2 separate regions of the Homo sapiens genome follow, and region 2 is linked to region 1. The links are chromatin loops, found by intact Hi-C in ENCODE. Cell type or tissue: Caco-2. All regions are shown on one strand. Links, peaks and the distances in the headings refer to the core of each region. The heading gives the core; the rest is flanking DNA.

The links. A loop is a pair of places that touch in the nucleus more often than their neighbours do. Peaks named below come from ENCODE experiments on the same cell type or tissue, not always from the same donor. Only the 100,000 strongest peaks of a DNase experiment are listed, where the experiment ranks them.
Region 2: a loop joins it to region 1, with 5 times the contacts of the local background. A loop is called at or near these places in 1 of 110 quality-filtered maps.

Annotation. Positions count from the first base shown.
Region 1 is chr5:54,379,774-54,389,884 of GRCh38, forward strand. All of the region lies in intron 1 of LINC01033 (long intergenic non-protein coding RNA 1033), which reads left to right. Among named protein-coding and RNA genes, the nearest start is that of LINC01033, 64 kb to the left of the region's middle. In Caco-2, for the core only: no CTCF peak of the experiment used is centred there; DNase peaks (open chromatin) are centred at 4,339 and 4,818.
Region 2 is chr5:54,484,066-54,494,176 of GRCh38, forward strand. No RefSeq gene overlaps it. Among named protein-coding and RNA genes, the nearest start is that of SNX18, 29 kb to the right of the region's middle. In Caco-2, for the core only: a CTCF peak has its summit at 5,477 (motif pointing left); a DNase peak (open chromatin) is centred at 4,686.

The DNA of each region.
Region 1 (10,111 bases), core at 789-8,788:
TCCAAGGGAGGATGTGTTCTGGCAGAGTCACCAGGGGGCAGGGTAATATTTCTTTCCATCACACTTTATTTTGCAGGTTTAGAAACTTGATTTTATCAGAGGTGCATAACATGGTTTGTTTATTTACCAAACTTGATAGAGCCTGATTTGTATAAAGGGTCCACCTTAGAATTTCCACCGAACAGCACCTATCAGGTAGGCCATGTTAACACATTTCGTTATTGATAGGTAGTGGGTTGGGATTTTTTCCTCTTAGGATTTTGGGTTTTGGAGTCAAACATGCAAAGGTACGATAGCTTCTAATCTTAGAGAAGCTACTTGAACTTCAATTTCCTCCCCAGTAAACTAGAAAAAAAATACATTGTAAGATTATGAAAAATACATGTAATACAGTACATAAAGTATCTAGCACAGTTAGTAACACTCATAGTAAGCTCTTCATCCTTTTCCTCCTCCTAGATGAGATTAAGGGGTTTGTAATCAAGTCACAAATACCCAGGGCAGCCACTCACACAGGCAAGTACTTAATAAGCCAGCCAGGGTGCTCAAGTCCAGCTAGGCCTGGCATGCTGTTCCCTGGACAGGGTTGGTATTCAGTCCAGCAAACGTATGAGGCATGTATGGTGTCAAATACTGTGGAGGACACGACAATGTCCAAGTCATAGTTCCTGCCCTCTGAAAACACATGTGCATCCACAGAAGCCTACAGGATTTGCATTCAAGTGATTAAAATCTCACCCAAGACTTGTGCTTCTCAAAGTGTGAATCCTGGGCCTCTGGCAGCCTGACAGAAAGTGACTGTCACATTCACAGACCTTGCAGACAACGTAGGTAGATGGAAAAATCTCACAAACCCTAATTTATCCATATCTAAATATAAGCATATTGCATATAGTTTAAGGAATAAGGAATAAAACTCAAATAATTTTCTTAACTTGTACTTTTGATCTTAAAGAAAATTTTGCTCCCTCTCCCTCTCTCTCTCCCTCTCCCCATGGTCTCCCTCTCCCCACGGTCTCCCTCTCCCTCTCTTTCCACGGTCTCCCTCTGATGCCGAGCCGAAGCTGGACTGTACTGCTGCCATCTCGGCTCGCTGCAACCTCCCTGCCTGATTCTCCTGCCTCAGCCTGCCGAGTGCCTGCGATTGCCGGTGCGCGCCGCCACGCCTGACTGGTTTTCGTATTTTTTTGGTGGAGACGGGGTTTCGCTGTGTTGGCTGGGCTGGTCTCCAGCTCCTAACCGCGAATGATCCGCCAGCCTCGGCCTCCCGAGGTGCGGGGATTGCAGACGGAGTCTCGTTCACTCAGTGCTCAATGTTGCCCAGGCTGGAGTGCAGTGGCGTGATCTCTGTTCGCTACAACCTCCACCTCCCAGCCGCCTGCCTTGGCCTCCCAAAGTGCCGAGATTGCAGCCTCTGCCCGGCCGCCACCCCGTCTGGGATGTGAGGAGCGTCTCTGCCTAGCTGCCCAGTCTGGGAAGTGAGGAGCGCCTCTTCCCGGCCGCCATCCCATCTAGGAAATGAGGAGCGTCTCTGCCCGGCCGCCCATTGTCTGAGATGTGGGGAGCGCCTCTGCCCCGCCGCCCCGTCTGGGATGTGAGGAGCGCCTCTGCCCGGCTGCGACCCCGTCTGGGAGGTGAGGAGCGTCTCTGCCCGGCCGCCCCGTCTGAGAGGTGAGGAGCCCCTCCGCCCGGCAGCCGCCCCATCTGGGAGGTGAGGAGCCCCTCTGCCCGGCAGCCGCCCCAACTGAGAAGTGAGGAGCCCCTCCGCCCGGCAGCCGCCCCGTCTGGGAGGTGGGGAGCATCTCCGCCCGGCAGCCACCCTGTCCGGGAGGGAGATGGGGGGTCAGCCCCCACCCGGCCAGCCGCCCCGTCCGGGAGGTGGGGGGCGCCTCTGCCCGGCGGCCCCTTCTGGGAAGTGAGGAGCCCCTCTGCCAGGCCACCACCCCATCTGGGAGGTGTACCCAACAGCTCATTGAGAATGGGCCATGATGACAATGGCGGTTTTGTGGAATAGAAAAGGGGGAAAGGTGGGGAAAAGATTGAGAAATCGGATGGTTGCTGTGTCTGTGTGGAAAGAAGTAGACATGGGAGACTTTTCATTTTGTTCTGTACTAAGAAAAATTCTTCTGCCTTGGGATCCTGTTGATCTATGACCTTACCCCCAACCCTGTGCTCTCTGAAACATGTGCTGTGTCCACTCAGGGTTGAATGGATTAAGGGCGGTGCAAGATGTGCTTTGTTAAACAGATGCTTGAAGGCAGCATGCTCGTTAAGAGTCATCACCACTCCCTAATCTCAAGTACCCAGGGACACAAACACTGCGGAAGGCCGCAGGGTCCTCTGCCTAGGAGAACCAGAGACCTTTGTTCACTTGTTTGTCTGCTGACCTTCCCTCCACTATTGTCCTGTGGCCCTGCCGAATCCCCCTCTGGGAGAAACACCCAAGAATGATCAATTTAAAAAAAAAAAGAAAACCAAAAAAAAAAAAAAATCAAAAAAAAAAAAGTTTCACTTGCCTATTGAGCTCCTATGCTCTGCCATCAGAAGAGCATGCCTCAGAAAGCAATGGCTCCAGAATATGCTCAATTAGAAATGGGTTCTTGAGACTCGCTCCCAGATTAAAGAAGCATTCAGAAAAGGCTTGAACTCAACCTACTGTGGGAAGCCAAGTCCAACGGAACTCATCAGAACCACAGCTGACACACAGATCTGAGGACAAGAAGATCGTATTTGTTGTTGTAAGCCACTGAGATTTAAGGGGTGATTGTTACACAACAAACACTGACTAATGTACATAACTAATAAGCTTATAAATCAGGGTTTTGGAGGCTGATCTAATACAGCAACACAGATCATGGAAAAAAAAAAGGAAAATTTTAAAAGTTATCACGGAGAAGGATCTGAAGTTTATGATAAAAAATGATGGGCTAAATCTCTCCTCCTACTTGATTTGGGAACATTGGTCATCACCCTGTGATACACCTGGTGTGCTATGATTTTCAAGAATAAGGAATGTTAGATTTCACAGTTGCTTGCTGTATGGAATCTGAAAGTCGCTGAGGTCCTTAGTCTGCTAGTTGCCTCCCAGCCTCAGCATAGGTTGTGTTGGTGCCTGAATGGTTTTCCCTATTCAGACATGTTCTTGTTAACTTTGATGTGGTATCTCTTTTATTTTGAGACAGAGTGTTACTCTGTCACTCAGGCTGGAGTGCAGTGGTGCAATCTCAACTCATTGCATCTTTCGCCTCCTGGGTTTGATTCTCCCACCTCAGCCTCCTAAGTAGCTGGGATTACAGGCGTGCACCGTTATGCCTGGGCTAATTTTGTATTTTTAGTAGAGACAAGGTTTCACCATGTTGGCCAGGATGGTCTTGAACTCCTGACCTCAAATTATTCACCCACCTCAGCCTCCCAAAGTGCTGGGATTACAGGTGTGAGTCACTGTGCCCAGCCCAGATATGGCATCTCTTGATGCCCCATCTGTATCCTAGAAGTCAGGGTCCCCTTATCTTCTGAGCCTGTACCCCTATATGAATGGAGAAGGAAGCAAGCTGTATGGTCTGCAGAAGTATTTGACTGACTAGTTTGGTATTCTGAAATTTAAACTCATTGCCCTTAAACAATGTGCTAATGTTCTCCACATGTTATGCAACAGCACCACTTTGTTTTCTGCTGTGTTTCCTGAGACATTTGAGTTCTTCATCTTGGCTTTTTGGTAATCAAAGCTTTCCCAGTCCAGCTGAATCCTTTCTTTCTAGGCCTGTCAGTACGTAAAGTCCTTCCCTATTCCCTGAGGAATAACCCAAGGTCTCTGTGCCTTTGCTAGGTCTGTTTCTTTTGGGTAGAATGCCTCTCCTGCTCCTTTGTCCAACCTAACCATTTTGTACTCCTCCCTGTAATCTCAATTTGCACATCACCTCTGTGAAGCTTTTCTCACTGAGTCTGTCCTTTCTACTCCCTAGAATTAGTCAAACCTCCCTCCCAATAGTTCCTTGCCGGTACTCCAACCATGGTGTGTATGTGTTGAGAAATAAACAAGCCAGAAACAAACTTAGAAGTTCCTTAAAGGTGTCAACCTTAAATAATGAGATTCAAAAAATATATTAAGTATAGAGTTTATTCGAGTGCAAAGTTTGAGGATAGCCACCCAGAGACATTGACTCCAAATGAATGCAACAAGCATTCCAAAGTAGAGAAGTTAAATTTCAGCAGCATGGCAACATTTTCCATACACGACCAGTGCACACACACATCACAGTGATTTGATTGGTTACGAACTGCTACATTCTAAGGAAGATTGCTTTATTACTCCAAGAGGAAGAGTAGTGAGCTGAGGGAGTCTTATCTCTGGGGAACTTTGTTCTTAATTATTTACAGAAAATAAAAAAGGCAGAAGTTGCAGCTGCATGCCATGTGACTTAAGCTGCATAGCCACATTCCTCTCAAGGCTCAGGATAACTTCAATTTCAAACAGCTTTAAGTTTGAATTATTTTAAGTTTGAATTATTTAATTTCACAAAGGCTACAGCCATGTTTTCTCTGCTCTTTCCTCAATGTGGGATCCTTCATGTCATTGAATTCTTTATTGGACATCTATTATGTATAAAGCCCCAAAAGATAACTGATGAGGAGTTTTTTTTATCTCAGAGTAGGATGGAGGTGTGAGGCCAGGGAGCAGAGCCTGCTCTAGATGTTACCACTTTTCTCAGGGTGCTTAACCTGCTTCAGTGCGGCCGTTGCTACCGCCCGCTGGTGCACTTCTGAGGTTATTCTCCACCGTGCCAGAACCTCCCGCCATCCTCTGCTAGGGGAAAGATGAAAGAGCATACTATTTACTTTTTTTAGTCTTTATACTTTGCCTCCCTTGATACCAAAGGATGGGCAGGAGCATGTCTGACCTCCTGATGTGGATGTTGCAATTGGGTTGAGGCTGCTGGATTTACTTAGTACCAAATGCTCTCTTTTGCCTGACTTCCTGCCAAGCCTAGGTGCATATAACCACTTGGGCGGTGGCCACCCCCAGTGATTTGAACTTATAGGACGGTAGAAGTATGTGAATCATGTTGCTTCAAGAAATTCAGTTATTCTCCAAGTTCTAAAATAAAATCTGGTGGATGTTTGTTAGAAGCTAGGTACTTAACTCTTCAGAAAAAGGAAAATCTGAAAGAAAAATATATTTAAAAGTGGTCTAAGATGGCTGCAGATTGGACATAGACAATAGAAACTAGGCCTATGAATTAAAGCTGAACCCTCACCAGCAAGGCTGCAGTCTGTCAAATATTTCACTGATATGTACGAATTATAATACAACCCTATCTATCAGATATAGCATAAAGGCAGGATAAAATCAATCATCCCTCTCCAGACCCTAAGATGCCCACATACTTGCTAACCTTTTACCCTATATAACTTAACCAGACTGTTGCTTTATCTTATGTACAATGTCTCTGAGCACCAATCAGAATTGTGAGAATGTCACCTTTACTTTATTACCCCTTTCTCTCATTTTCTATGTAATGGAACACATGAATACCGTGCCTCATGTAACCCACTCTGAGACTCATTATCGGTTTGTGCTAAGTCAGTGTTTTCAGGGGCTATTTGTCCTCAAACTTGGCTAAGGTGAAATTAACTTTACATTTTTAACATTATAATGCCTTTTGTTTCAGCTTTCAGTCAACACGTCAAGGGAAGGAAGAAAGATTAAATATTATTTATATACCTGTGTCTCAGACAGGCAGAAATGTAGGCTTTGGGATAAGCGATGGTCTGGAGAACCTGGAGGGAGAGACAAAGAAATTGCAACTCTTTGGGCTTAAACGGAAGCTTCAATTAGAGAAGAGAGTTGAAATGGAGAGAATTTCTATTGTCTAATTCAAGGCTGATGGGCTTCCTAAGTGTTTTAGGCTAGAATGAGCTCACATTTGGAGAATATTCTGAGCTCTTCAATAATACTTAAGATATATTAGGCATGATCAAATATGTAGTCATTTAAAGATGTTTCACTTTTTTTCCCTTTCAAAATTCTATTAGAGTTCTCAAATGCAAGAGCTGGGATAGAGAGTTTCTTCATTTCTGCAAAATGAAGACCATTGAATTATTTCTCTCTGTGATGAATTAAAAAAAATGCTGGGTCTAAAATCAAATCGTCTGCAAGTTTAAGACTTTGACTAGCTCAGATTCTGGCTATATTAGAATATTTGAGCCTGCTATCAAGTATAAGAACATGTGCAGGCCTCCTTTTTACCTCCTTCTATGAGTATTTTACCTTCTATTTCAAAATCAAGAACAGGAAATCCAACCCTGAGGGTTCCATTCCTGGCATATTTATGCCCCAGGCAGATTGAGAGAATAAAATAGACTTTTTACAAATGAAGAGATATCACGCTTTTTAGCCTGGGACAGGAAACTTTAGCTGTTGCTAAGGCAACTGCAGAGTTCTGGCTCTTAAGCTGGCTGTGCGAGGAGTATCTCAGAGCCCCAGATGCCTCTGCTGTCACTCACTGTCAGACCAAGTGCAAAGGACTTGGTAGTGAACTCACAGAAACAATGAGACCATTTTTGAATTCTGAAAAGCAAGTGAGGACTCTCAAGACAAAGTATACATATGGTACCTGCTATGGTTTGAATGTTTTTGTTCCCTTCAAAATACACATGTTAGAAACTTAATCCCCAACGCAACAGTGTTAAATGGTGGGGCCTTGAGGGAGGTGTTTAGGTCATGAGGACAGAGTCTTCATGAATGAATTAAAGCCACTATAAAAAGGGCTTGAGGGAGTGTGTTCTCTGTTCTGCTCTTCTGCCATGTGAGAACACAGAGTTCTTTCTCTCCAGAGGATGCAGCAACAAGCTGCCATATTGGAACCAGAGACTTAACCTGCCAGCACCCTGCTCTTGAACTTCCCAGGCTCCAAAACCATGACAAGTAAATTTCTGTTCTTTATAAATTACCCAATCTATGGTATTCTGTTACAGCAGCACAAAACCGATGAACACAATACCCTTTAAAAATAAACAATGGAATGATACTATAGTGGTCGATACATGTCATTATTATTTGTCAAAATCCATAAGAATCTACCTTACCAAGAGTGAACCCTAGTGTAAACTACAGACTTTGAGTGATAATGATGTGTCAATGTAGGTTCATCACCTATAAGAAATATACCATTCTGGTATGAGATATTCATAGTTGGGGAGGCTGTGTATGTGTTGTTTGTTGGGGGGCATATATGAGAACTCTCTGTACCTTCTGCTCACGCTTGCTGTGAACTGAAAACCACTAAAAAAAAAAAGTCTGTTTTTAAAAAATTGACATCCTTGGGGCTGGGAGAAAAGGGGACAAGTCCAAAGGGCTCAAAGCCAGGCTGCATGGGAAAGTTGTATTAGTCTGTAGAACAATAAACGAAGAAACCGTGGGTATGAAAGACCCAAAGAACACTCTGATGCTGATAAGAATGTCAGGCTGCTGTCTGGTTGAGAAAATAATTTGGCTTGCTCAGGCTGGAAAACCAGTAACATTGGGACAGACTGTCTTTCTTGTGGATGAAATTTGTGGATGAAATGTGGAAACATGCTGAGATTTGTAAAGGTTATGAACGAGAGAATATGGCCTTAAGAAAGGTGATGTTTTATATAATGATCTAATTAATGCAGATATCTATCCATCTCAGCCCCCTGCCTTGAGCCAGGAAACCTTACTCCTCCATGTCTATCCAGGGCCCAGACACTAGGGAATATTGTGTAACCACTTGAGCAGCGCCTGCAGGTACTGCTGTTTTGTTTTGCTCTCCTGCTGTTTCCTAGTCTCTGGTAACCATTTTTGTTGCAACTACTACTGTGGCCCTTGCAAAACGAGGGGTGTGTGTTGTGCCAGAGAGTAGGTGATATAAAAGTCAAAGCGAGAATGAGGCATCTCCCCAATAAAGCAATCTTGGGAAACCTGTGGTTAGGGCTGCATATACCCACGTCCACACCTTGCTGCCACATGGGGTCCCTTTTACTGCTCAAATAGACCAGTCTATTCCAGTGTCTCTTATCTTGACCTTAATAAGTCAAGGATGACCTTTTTATGAAGTATGTGCATGTGGAAAACACAGCGGAGCAATTAAAATGCTATTTTCTGCAGTTAGACTGCCAGGGTTGGCAGTTCAATTCTACCACTTACTAGCTGTGTGACCTTAAGCAAATTACTCAGCTGTGGGTCTCTTGGGTTCTTTATCTGTAAAATGAGAATAATAATAGCACTGACCTCATTGTGAGTTGTTGTGAGAATTAAATGATGTAATCCATGTAAAATGCTTAGAACAGTGCCTAGTACACTGTAATCACTGAAATTGGCTTATTGTTGCACTATTGGCTTTCTGGCTTGCTTTTGTTTAAATTAAGGCATAACTATCACATGGCTTGATATAATGCACTTGGGAATGGAAATATTGAGCTACATGACAAGGAACAATGTATTCTGGTACAGTTATATCAAGTTTCAATTTCATAACACAACTGAAAAAACAAAGTTTAAAAATGTTGACATATTTCTAGGTGGTTGCAGTGACAAAAATATAACCAACACAACAGATTTGAATCCCTCTAGCACTAACACCTGCTTTATGAAATATGTTCTATGGCATGTTTTCTTTAAGAGGTCGAGAAGCTTTAGATGATAAATTCTGTCCTATAATTTTAAAAAAGACAGCAGTGGTGATACATCCTGTTATACTGAGAATGGAAAAATCGACTTCAACTTGGTTCTTGTACTGTGTCTTGTTTTTCCATAAGGAGGAGGAGACTGTCCTCTACCAATTTCATTTATGCTTTTCTTGAGCCAAGACTGTGCTTGGCCATGCTTGTGGGTTGGCTCTTAAAGTGACGAACTGGTCACTGGGAAATTGTAGCTCCTCCTCGCCTTCCCCCGGTGTGCTTTCCTTACCAATCAAGTAGGGGAAATGGCCTTCTGGATTATGATCTATTGGTTTGGAGGTAGGGGTGGAGTGTGGGTGAATTTGAGTCACATCTACACTTCCCTAGGAAGCTGTTGCTTTTATTATGGTATTAGGAACTTTACAGATGTACATGCTAATATTAAGCTATTCTTGCTTAAAAATATTTTATTATATTAATCATTGTGGAATAATGGTTTAAAATGTTTCTGAAGTTACTAAATGCCTGGATAGAAATCAAACCCAAAAGAATTTTAAAAACACATGTAAAATTACTTGTCTAAGAGAAATTTCTGTGATGATGAAAATGTCTCTTCTGTGCTGTGTAATATGGTAACCAGTAGCCATATGTGGGTGTTGAGCACTTGAAAGTGAGTAGCATGACTGAGGAACTCAATTTGTAATTTTATTTAATTGTAATACATTTGAATTTAAATAGCCAGATGTGGCTAATGGTTACCATATCGGATAGTGTAAGTTTAAAACATAATGAAAAGTCACCTAACCTAAGCCTCATTTTCTTAGTATGCAAAAGGTGTGAATTAGGCCAATGGTTCTCTCGATCTTGGCAGTACAATGAAGTCACTCAAAGAATGTTAAAAGAGTACTGATACTTGGGTCTCCTGCTGTATTAGATCATTTTCATGCTGCTGATAAAGACATACCCAAGACTGGGTAATTTATAAAGAAAAAGAGGTTTAATGGACTCAGAGTTCCACATGGCTGGGGAGGCCTCACAATCATGGTGGAAAGCAAAAGGCATGTCTTACATGGTGGGAGAAAAGAGAGGATGAGAGCCAAGTGAAAGGGAAAGCCCCTTATAAAATCATCAGATCTCATGAGACTTATTCACTACCACTAGAACAGTATGGGGGAAACCGCCCCCATGACTCAATTATCTCCCACTGGGTCACTCCCACTACATGTGGGAATTGTGGGAGCTACAATTCAAGATGAGATTTGGGTGGGGACACAGCCAAACCATATCACCTGCCCAATATTATTTAGTTAGTCTAAGTCTAGTCATTGAGATTCTTCTAAAGCCTCTCAGGTAATCCTAAAGTACAGCTAAGGTTGGGAACCATCACTGAACTAGATTACCTTTAGGTTCTTTTTCAGTTCTATAATATAATTCTATATATTTAGCAGCAAATTGTACTAAATTTAGAATT
Region 2 (10,111 bases), core at 1,368-9,367, 100 kb after region 1:
CCTTAGCCATGTAACATGTGTATTACATTTGTATGCTTTTCTCCTATGAATTTGTCTTCTGTCAACTTAATTCCTAGGCCCAACCAAAAAACCCTAAAAAAGCAGAGGTCAAGTTTTACTCTCCCTACACGCTTATGATAATTAAATGTGAGGCTTTAAACTTCGATGTAGAGTTCCCCAGTAATAACTCAACTACTTAGTATTCTAATTTTACCGGAATGAAATCTTTGAGTTACTTGATCTGCTATGACTTGAATTTTATTTCTGTCAAACTCGGCTGTCGTTGCCTTGAATAGGAAGAATAAATCCAAAGCCTGGGAGAGAGGCCTGAGTCCTTGCAAAGCCAGTAAACAAAATCGTAATTGGATCTGCCTCATGTGCACACAGGGTTTTACCTCTCCTGTTGATCTTGTGGTAGAACTCCTCTGCATGGTGTGCTGTTCTCCTACAGACAGATTTGGAGAACTTACATGCTGTTGTTCTTGAACAGGCTTTTCAGTTCTTAGAATTAACTAGCTCATGTATCATTAGAACAAAGTAGTAATTTAAAAAATAAATCTACATTAATGGGCTATTTGGGGGGAACAACAGCTGCTCCAAGATCACAGAGGAGAAGAGGGTGTTAAAACACCCAATCCTAAAGATAGTTCTAGATCAGAAGCTTGATGACTAATTCAATTAAAATGAGTGTGTGTCTGTTGGCTGCATAAATGTCTTCTTTTGAGAAGTGTCTGTTCATATCCTTCACCAACTTTTTGATGGGGTTGTTTGCTTTTTTCTTGCAAATTTGTTTAAGTTCCTTGTAGATTCTGGATATTAGCCCTTTGTCAGATGGGTAGACTGTAAAAATTTTCTCCCATTCTGTAGGTTGCCTGTTCACTCTGATGGTAGTTTCTTTTGCTGTGCAGAAGCTCTTTAGTTTAATTGGATCTCATTTGTCAATTTTGGCTTTTGTTGCCATTGCTTTTGGTGTTTTAGTCATGAAGTCCCTGCCCATGCCTATGTCCTGAATGGTATTGCCTAGGTTTTCTTCTAGGGTTTTTATGAGTTTAGGTCTAACATGTAAGTCTTTAATCCATCTTGAATTAATTTTTATATAAGGTGTAAGGAAGGGATCCTGTTTCAGCTTTCTACGTATGGCTAGCCAGTTTTCCCAGCACCATTTATTAAATAGGGAATCGTTTCCCCATTTTTTGTTTTTGTCAGGTTTGTCAAAGATCAGATGGTTGTAGATGTGTGGTATTATTTCTGAGGGCTCTGTTCTGTTCCATTGGTCTATATCTTGTTCTGGTACCAGTACCATGCTGTTTTGGTTACTGTAGCACTGTAGTATATTTTGAAGTCAGGTAGCATGATGCCTCCAGCTTTGTTCTTTTGGCTTAGGATTGTCTTGGCAATGCTGGCTCTTTTTCGGTTTCATATGAACTTTAAAGTAGTTTTTTCCAATTCTGTGAAGAAAGTAATTGGTAGCTTGATGGGGATGGCATTGAATCTATAAATTACCTTGGGCAGTATGGCCATTTTCACAATATTGATTCTTCCTATCCATGAGCATGGAATGTTCTTCCATTTGTTTTTGTTCTCTTTTATTTCGTTGAGCAGTGCTTTCTAGTTCTCCTTGAAGAGGTCCTTCACTTCCCTTGTAAGTTGGATTCCTAGGTATTTTATTCTCTTTGAAGCAATTGTGAATGGGAGTTCACTCATGATTTGGCTCTCTGTTTGTCTGTTATTGGTGTATAAGAATGCTTATGATTTTGCACATTGATTTTGTATCCTGAGACTTTGCTGAAGGAGATTTGCTTACTAAGGAGATTTTGGGCTGAGGTGATGGGGTTTTCTGAATATATAATCATGTCATCTGCAAACAGAGACAGTTTGACTTCCTCTTTTCCTAATTGATTACCCTTTATTTCTTTCTCCTGCCTGGTTGCCCTGGTCAGAACTTCCAACACTATGTTGAATAGGAGTGGTGAGAGAGGGCATCCCTGTCTTGTGCCAGTTTTCAAAGGGAATGCTTCCGGTTTTTGTCCATTCAGTATGATATTGGCTGTGGGTTTGTCATAAATAGCTCTTATTGTTTTGAGATACGTCCCATCAGTACCTAGTTTACTGAGAGTTTTTAGCATGAAGGGCTGTTGAATTTTGTCAAAGGCCTTTTCTGCATCTATTGAGATAATCATGTGGTTTTTGTCTTTGGTTCTGTTTATATGATGGATTATGTTTATTGATTTGCATATGTTGAACCAGCCTTGCATCCCAGGGATGAAGCCAACTTGATCGTGTTGGATAAGCTTTTTGATGTGCTGCTGGATTCGGTTTGCCAGTATTTTATTGAGGATTTTTGCATCAATGTTCATCAGGTATATTGGTCTAAAATTCTCTTTTTTGTTGTGTCTCTGCCAGGCTTTGATATCAGAATGATGTTGGCCTCATAAAATGAGTTAGGGAAGATTCCCTCTTTTTCTATTGATTGGAATAGTTTCAGAAGGAATGGTACCAGCTCCTCTTTGTACCTCTGGTAGAATTCAGCTCATCATCACTGGCCATCAGAGAAATGCAAATCAAAACCACAATGAGATACCATCTCACACCAGTTAGAATGGCAATCATTAAAAAGTCAGGAAACAACAGGTGCTGGAGAGGATGTGGAGAAATAGGAACACTTTTACACTGTTGGTGGGACTGTAAACTAGTTCAACCATTGTGGAAGACAGTGTGGCAATTCCTCAAGGATCTAGAACTAGAAATACCATTTGACCCAGCCATCCCATTACTGGGTATATATCCAAAGGATTATAAATCATGATGCTATAAAGACATATGCATACGTATGTTTATTGCAGCACTATTCACAATAGCAAAGACTTGGAACCAACCCAAATGTCCATCAATGATAGACTGGATTAAGAAAATGTGGCACATATACACCATGGAATACTATACAGCCATAAAAAAGGATGAGTTCATGTCCTTTGTAGGGACATGGATGAAGCTGGAAACCATCATTCTGAGCAAACTATCACAAGGACAGAAAACCAAACACCACATGTTCTCACTCATAGGTGGGCCTGTGGACACACCAGGGCCTGTCGTGGGGTGGGGGGATTGGGGAGGGATAGCATTAGGAGAAATACCTAATGCAAATGACAAGTTAGTGGGTGCAGCATACCAATATGGCACATGTATACATATGTAACAAACCTGCATGTTGTACACATGTACCCTAGAGCTTAAAGTATAATAAAAAAAATTGAAATTATAAGAATGTATACAAACAAAATAAAAATGAAATAAAATAAAATAAAATGAGTGTGTGGAATATGTAAAGTCTCCAGGTATGTTTTTACCCCCAGATTTTTTTTTTTCACAAACTTAATACATGGGGCTGGGAGTGGAGGCTCATGTCTGTAATCCCAGCACTTTGGGAGGCCAAGTTGGGAGGATTGCTTGAGCTCAGGAGTTAAGACCAGCCTAGGCAATATGGTGAGACCCCATCTCTTTAAAAATAATAATAATAATAATACATTGGTAGGCTAAAGTTGCAGAACAAATATAATTCTTGGTCCTGTATACAAAAGAACCCTCAGTGATAGTATGCTTTTTATTCAAATCCTTGAAGATCAAGGTTTAAGTAGTTTTATTTTAGGGTAGGATGTGTTTCATGCAGCATTAATTTTATTGTCTTTTTTTAAAAAAGCATGTAATTGGTGTAGTCAGGACTGAAATTTTATTCGTCTCCTCAGATGAAAGTAGTATCTTATTAAACAGCCCTAGACCAGGAAATACAAGGGCATTATAATGAATAATTCTAAGCTCATTATGATCTCAGTGAATAGGTTCAGATTCAGCACAATACTAGAACTGATGTTTATTAACACTGATGGCACAAAGTACATGTCTGATCCACTTCAATGGAGTCATTATTTAGTGTGACACTGCACTGCCAAATGCAGCCATGTTTGTGGAAAGACAGGAAGTTGTCACAGGGCCAGGAGCAGTGGCTCACACCTGTAATCTCAACGCTTTGGGAGGCCAAGGTGGGAGGATTGCTTGAGCCCAGGAGTTTGAGACCAGCTTGGGCAACGTAGTGAGACCTCACATCTCTAACAAAAAAAAAAAAAAAAAAAAAAAAATAGAAAAAATAAAAAAAAAACTAGAAAGTCATTACAACAAAATTTTATGCCAGAAAATGTACTATCAAGACCCATAGACATATGTAAACATGGTCTCTTTCCTAGGCATGGACACTTATACCTTTATCACCTAAGAAAGATGAAGGTCTAAGGCAGAAACACAGCTCCTTTATTAGCTAAAACGTCTTGTAACATCAGACGCCTTAAATTATCCACTAATTACATTTAAATAAAAAATGTGGGGACAAATTAGCTTTAATCGAATTAAAATGAAATTTCTAGTGCAGCTAGATGGCTGTTTTGCTAGAATCTGTTTAGCTGTAAATTCCATTTAGAGTTGTTAATAGTATTCCTCTTCAACTCTGTTTAACCCACCCATCATCATGGTGAATTGCCAAATGTCTTACAAGGTAGAATAAATATTCTTGGACCTCTTTTCAGGTCAGGCATCATTGGAAATTTCTCCTTTTCACTTTACTATTATTTTTGAGACAGAGCCTCACACAGGCTGGAGTGCAGCGGTGCAATCTCAGCTCACTGCAACCTCTGCCCCCTAGGTTCAGGCAATCCTCCCACCTCAGCCTCTCAAGTAGCTGGGATTACAAGTGTGCACCACTATGCCTGGCTAATTCTTCTTTTCTTTTCTTTTTTTTTAATCTTTTTTTTTTTTTTTTTTTTTTTTTGAGACAGAGTTTCACTCTGTTACCCAGGCTGGAGTGCAGTGGTGCGATCTCGGATCACTGCAACCTCCACCTCCCGATTTCAAGTGATTCTTCTGCCTCAGCCTCCCAAGTAGCTAGGACTACAGGCGCCCACTACCACGCCCAGGTAATTTTTTTTTTTTTTTTTTTTAGTAGAGACGGGGTTTCACTATATTGGCCAAGCTGGTCTCGAACTCCTGACTTCATGTGATCCGCCCGCCTTGGCCTCCCAAAGTGCTGGGATTACAGGCATGAACCACTGTGCCCGGCCTAAGTTTCCCTTTTTTATTTACCAGTCCTGAGCTGGGTTCACAACCTGAATTAAGTCCTTGTTGTGCAATTGTGTGATGTTATGACTTTGCTGAGCTTCAATTTCCTCATCTGTAAAATGAGGATAATGTTGCAGCATTCAGAGACAACATATATAAGGCACCTAGCACAGAACCTGCCCACAGTAGGCCCTAAATCAATGGTAGTCAACATCAAATAAAGCTGATTAACCAGCTTGATTTGAAACTTATTTCTACTTTAGATAATTTCACAATAAGTCTGAGACATGCTGTAACAAATTTTCATGCCTCTCCTTCATAAACATGAATGACATGAATGAAGCAAAACGAACATTTAGGCCTCGGTTTTCACAGATAAAAGACTAGGTAGTGACCTCTAGTGGTAAACAGGCAAAATGCCTAAAGGCGATACATTTTCTCCCTTACTTAGGATTCAGCCTGAAATTGATCACAGAAGTGCAATGTAAAGCTATGAGATCAAATGTAATTAATACTTGGATAAGAATTTAGCCTTCATGCCATTCTGTAAAACAATGAAATAAAGGAAAATGTCCTTGCCTTCTGTTATGCCAAAAATTGCAGTTTAATCATATGAGTAACAAAAGAATCGGGGCCAGGCAAAGTGGCTCATACCTGTAATCCCAGCACTTTGGGAGGCCAAGGCAGGCAAATCACTTGAGCCCAGGAGTTTGAGACCAGCCTGGGCAACATGTGAAACCCCGTTTCTACCAAAAATACAAAAATTAGCCTAGCCAGGCATGATGGCATGTACCTGTGGTCTCAGCTACTTGGGAGGCTGAGGTAGGAGGATTGCTTGAACCTGGGAGGTTGAGGCTGCAGTTAGCCATGATCACACCCCTGCACTCTAACCTGGGTGAAAGAGCAAGACCCTGTCTCAAAAAAAAATCAGAGCCAGAAAAAAATCAAATTATATTTGATTTTTTTGACAAATATGAGCTATTTTGATTCATTTTTGCACAAATGACCAGATGTTACATTAAAATTTATTTCAGTAGTACCTTAAGTGGAATTATAAACTTCTTTCCAAGTACATAGAGTAGTTCATAATGGATCATTTTGCAGAATTTCTGATAGTGTCGTAAAAAGAAAATGTGCTGTAGGATCTTCACTGATGACATTGTCTAAGCACTAGTTATTACTTACAGAGCTTGCCTTCACTGGACATTAGCAGGGCTGGTTCCCATCCAGCTTCTGAACTCTTACAATCTCCATTTCTGCCAACATTACTGCTCGTGAAATTCAATCAGTACAGTATAGGATGGTGGTTAAGAGCATGAACTCTGAAGCCAGACTGGGTTTAAATCCCAGCTTTACCATTTGTTGACTATGAGAGATTGATGCCTCAGTTTCTTCATCTATAAAACATCAGTGTTAATACCAGCTACCTTATAGGTGGTTCTCATGGTGGATTAAGCTAATATATAGACAGTGATTAGAACAGAGCCTGGAATTATTATTGAGCAGATGTTATGCACCTATACCATTCTAGGGACTATAGAGAATGCATCCAAAGCTGAAAATCCAGGCCCTGTCCTCAAGAATTTATAGTTGACATGGAAAGATCTTGCTAGAGGAATGGGCCTTCATTCCACTTGTTGGTTTGCAGGAGGGGGACTTTTTTTTTTTTAAACATATGCCTGGCTTCTTATGTCCCTATTCTTGTTCCCCTGCAAGATGTGGAGCAACTTTCTTGGAGTGAAGTGGCATTGGGCGCAGTCCCACAAGGAAAAGGACACATATTTTTGAATGCAGTTAGGAAGTATGTTTGGCCCTTACTCTATAGTATATCCTACAATTTGCCTCCATCAATAATAAAGGTAATAACCTGGGTTCTGGGGGTCAACTACCGGTTATGGTTCATTTTTTTCAGAACTCAGCCAGAAGTGGCAAACTATTTACTGAGGAGACACTTAGAGACCCCACAAAACACAAGAGCCATTCAGCGCCAACTTCTATGGTGTGAACCTACTATAAAAGCATTTCCAGAAATGAGAATTTGGTGTAGACTGAAGCAACAGGAATTGATTTCATGGAAGTGGGACTTAAGCTGGTTCTTGAAGAATGAGATAGAATTTGGATGGGGAGAAGGAGGAAAAGCAAGAGCCCTTCTGCAAGCAAAGCAATTTTTTTTGAAGTTTGTACTTCTATGTAATTGAAATATATAAAATATTGATTAAAATTAGTTATATTCCTGTTTGATGACACATGGTGACCTAGCCAGGCTGTGGTGGAGAAATAGATGACATAGGTCCTTGCTGCCTGATTTTTTAGTATTATGTGACCCAATTGCCAGGAATGTTCTAAGCACTTTGCACATATTGAGTCACTTACTCCTCACAACAACTGTATGACATAGACATCATCTCCTCCACTTTACAACTGAGGTTACTGAAGCATAGAGAGTAGTTATCAGCCTAATGTCACACTGCCAGTAAGAGACAGAACTAGGGTTCAAACCCAGGTAGTTTGACCTGCATCCCATTCTCTCTCATCATTCAGCTTTACGATTTCTCAGTCCAAGGGAAGAAGTTGGGTGGTCTCTCTTGTGAAGGAAACCAGTGAAGAGACCAGAGTGATGGCTTGGACTTTGGAGGCTGCCACATAAAGCTGGGAGGTAGTGGGGGCTCATCAATGGAGGGTTTGGAAAGCCAAGCACAGGAACTTGGCTGTGGAGAAAGAAAAAGAAGATTCATCTTTCTGTGTTCCTGACCAAGAACAATTCCATACTGTTCATTGCATTAATTCCAAAGATTTCAAGGGTTCCAGTTTGGTAGACTGGACATTATGTACATATGAGAAGAGGGTAAAACAAAAACAGAACTGGACCCTCTATGCATCCCCTGGGCTGCTGCTGGGAAGGCACATAGCTGAAAGTGGAAACGTGTTCTCTTGTCCTTTTTTTCCAAGCACCTGCCTAGAAGACAAACAAGGCTGGAGGTATGAATTTGAGGTTTCACCTATATTTGAGAGCTGAAACCACAAAATGTTAAACTCCCTGGGAAAAAAGTCACTAAAGAAGCAGAAGAGAAACACCAACAGAGGAGGGCATATGGACAGCACGGTGCTGTGGAAGTTACTCTGCATAATTTAAGAAATTCCCAGTCAGCTACTTCAAAGAGGTGGTAGAAGATGAGAACTGGGATGAAGCCAGGAAATTTAACAATGAGCCTAAGAATGTTGAAGAGAGGAAATGAAACTTGGCTCTGCCCTTATGATGCTATTGCATAGGGTCAAAAAAGGCATGTCTGGTTTATGTGAGCCTCCTCACTGTTTCCCACCCTCCCGGGACATAAGGCCCCTTTCAAGTTGGCTGGGATGGGCATGGGAGTGAGGAACTGAGTCCTCAAGTTACAAAGTTGGAATTCCTTTTTATGCATTAGGCTTGGCTCCTTGGTACCACACCTTAGCCCTCTCCCATGGGCTCTTCGCACACCTCCTACTCTCCTGATCTTTGATATTCCCTCTGCTGTCAGCTGGATTTGCCCATGTCACAGGCAGTTCAGTTCCTGGTGACCACCCCTGTCCAGCTGTGACCTTCAAGAGGGGCCCTGCCCCATGTCTCTCTCAGCTCCTGCCCGACCCCAGTCTGGATTGTCGCACTCCTTCCAGGAAGCATTAGCCTCTCCTCCTTGCCCCTCTGGCTCCTTAGAGCTACTCTGCCACCCCCAAATTACCTTGGAAAAGGTTAGCTGTGTCTGCATACTTGTTACTTTGTGCATCTGCTGGCCTTCTGCTCACCCCACAGACAGGGTGGTGGACACACAGTAAGGTGACCCCCAGGGAGTCCTGCCCTTGTGTAGTCCCTTCCCCTGAGTGCTGGTAGAATCTGTGATTTGCTTCTAACCACAAGAATATGGCAAAGTTGATGAGATGTGTGATATGATTTTATATATATATATATATATATATAAAGCATGAAAGTCATAGTTTCTGGCTGATAACTCCCATAGCCCTCTTGTTATAGCCTTTTTGGCTATAACAAGACATTGGCTGGGGCATTTTAGGCCTCAGGAACAGGCCTCAGGAAACAATCTCTCTCTGTCTCTCTGAACTTCTTTCCTCCTTTCACCTGTCCAAGGCAAGTCAAAAGACCCTCATTCCAGAAAGCGTGCCCCATACTCTGAAGGAAGCAATGCTGCACAGAGGCCAGGAAGAATCTCAACAGTGGGTCTTACTGGGTTTCCCCGCTCAGCCTATTTGTATGCAGTCATACCCTTTTCGTCCAATCACATTTCTGCACTGTTGTCAATCATGCCTATGTAATGAATTCTCTTTTAAAACACAAGAGGGCCGGGCACGGTGGCTCATGCCTGTAATCCCAGCATTTTAGGAGGCCAAGGCAGGTGAATCGCTTAAGCCCAGGAGTTCAAGACCAGCCTAGGCAACAGGTGGAACCTGGTCCTACAAAAATTACCAAAAAATAGCCAGATGTTGGTGGCGGGCTCCTGTAAGTCCTAACTACTTGGGAGGCTGAGGTGGGAGGATTGCTTAAGCCCAGGAGGTCGAGGTTGCAGTGAGCCATAGTTGTACCACTGCACTCCAGCCTTGGTGACAGAGTGAGACCCTGTCTCAAAAAACAACCCCACAACCGTTCCCCGCCAACAACTCCACCACACACAAGAGGACAGGGTTCAGAGAGCTTCTGAAGAGGTGACCACGTGGAGGTTCCTGGAGGGTGGTATACCTGGAGACGGCCTTCAAGCTTTGTACCCCTTCCCCTATACCTTGCCCTACACACTTCATCTATATCCTTTGTAATATCCTTTATAATAAATGAGTAAATGCAAGTAAGTGTTTCCCCGAGTTCCGTGAGCCACTCTAGAAAATTAATTGAATCCTGCTGGACTCAGTGGCTCACGACTGTAATCCCAGCACTTTGGGAGGCCAAGGTGGATGGATAACCTGAAGTTAGGCATTAGGGACCAGCCTGGCCAACATTGTGCAATCCCCTCTCTAATAAAAATAC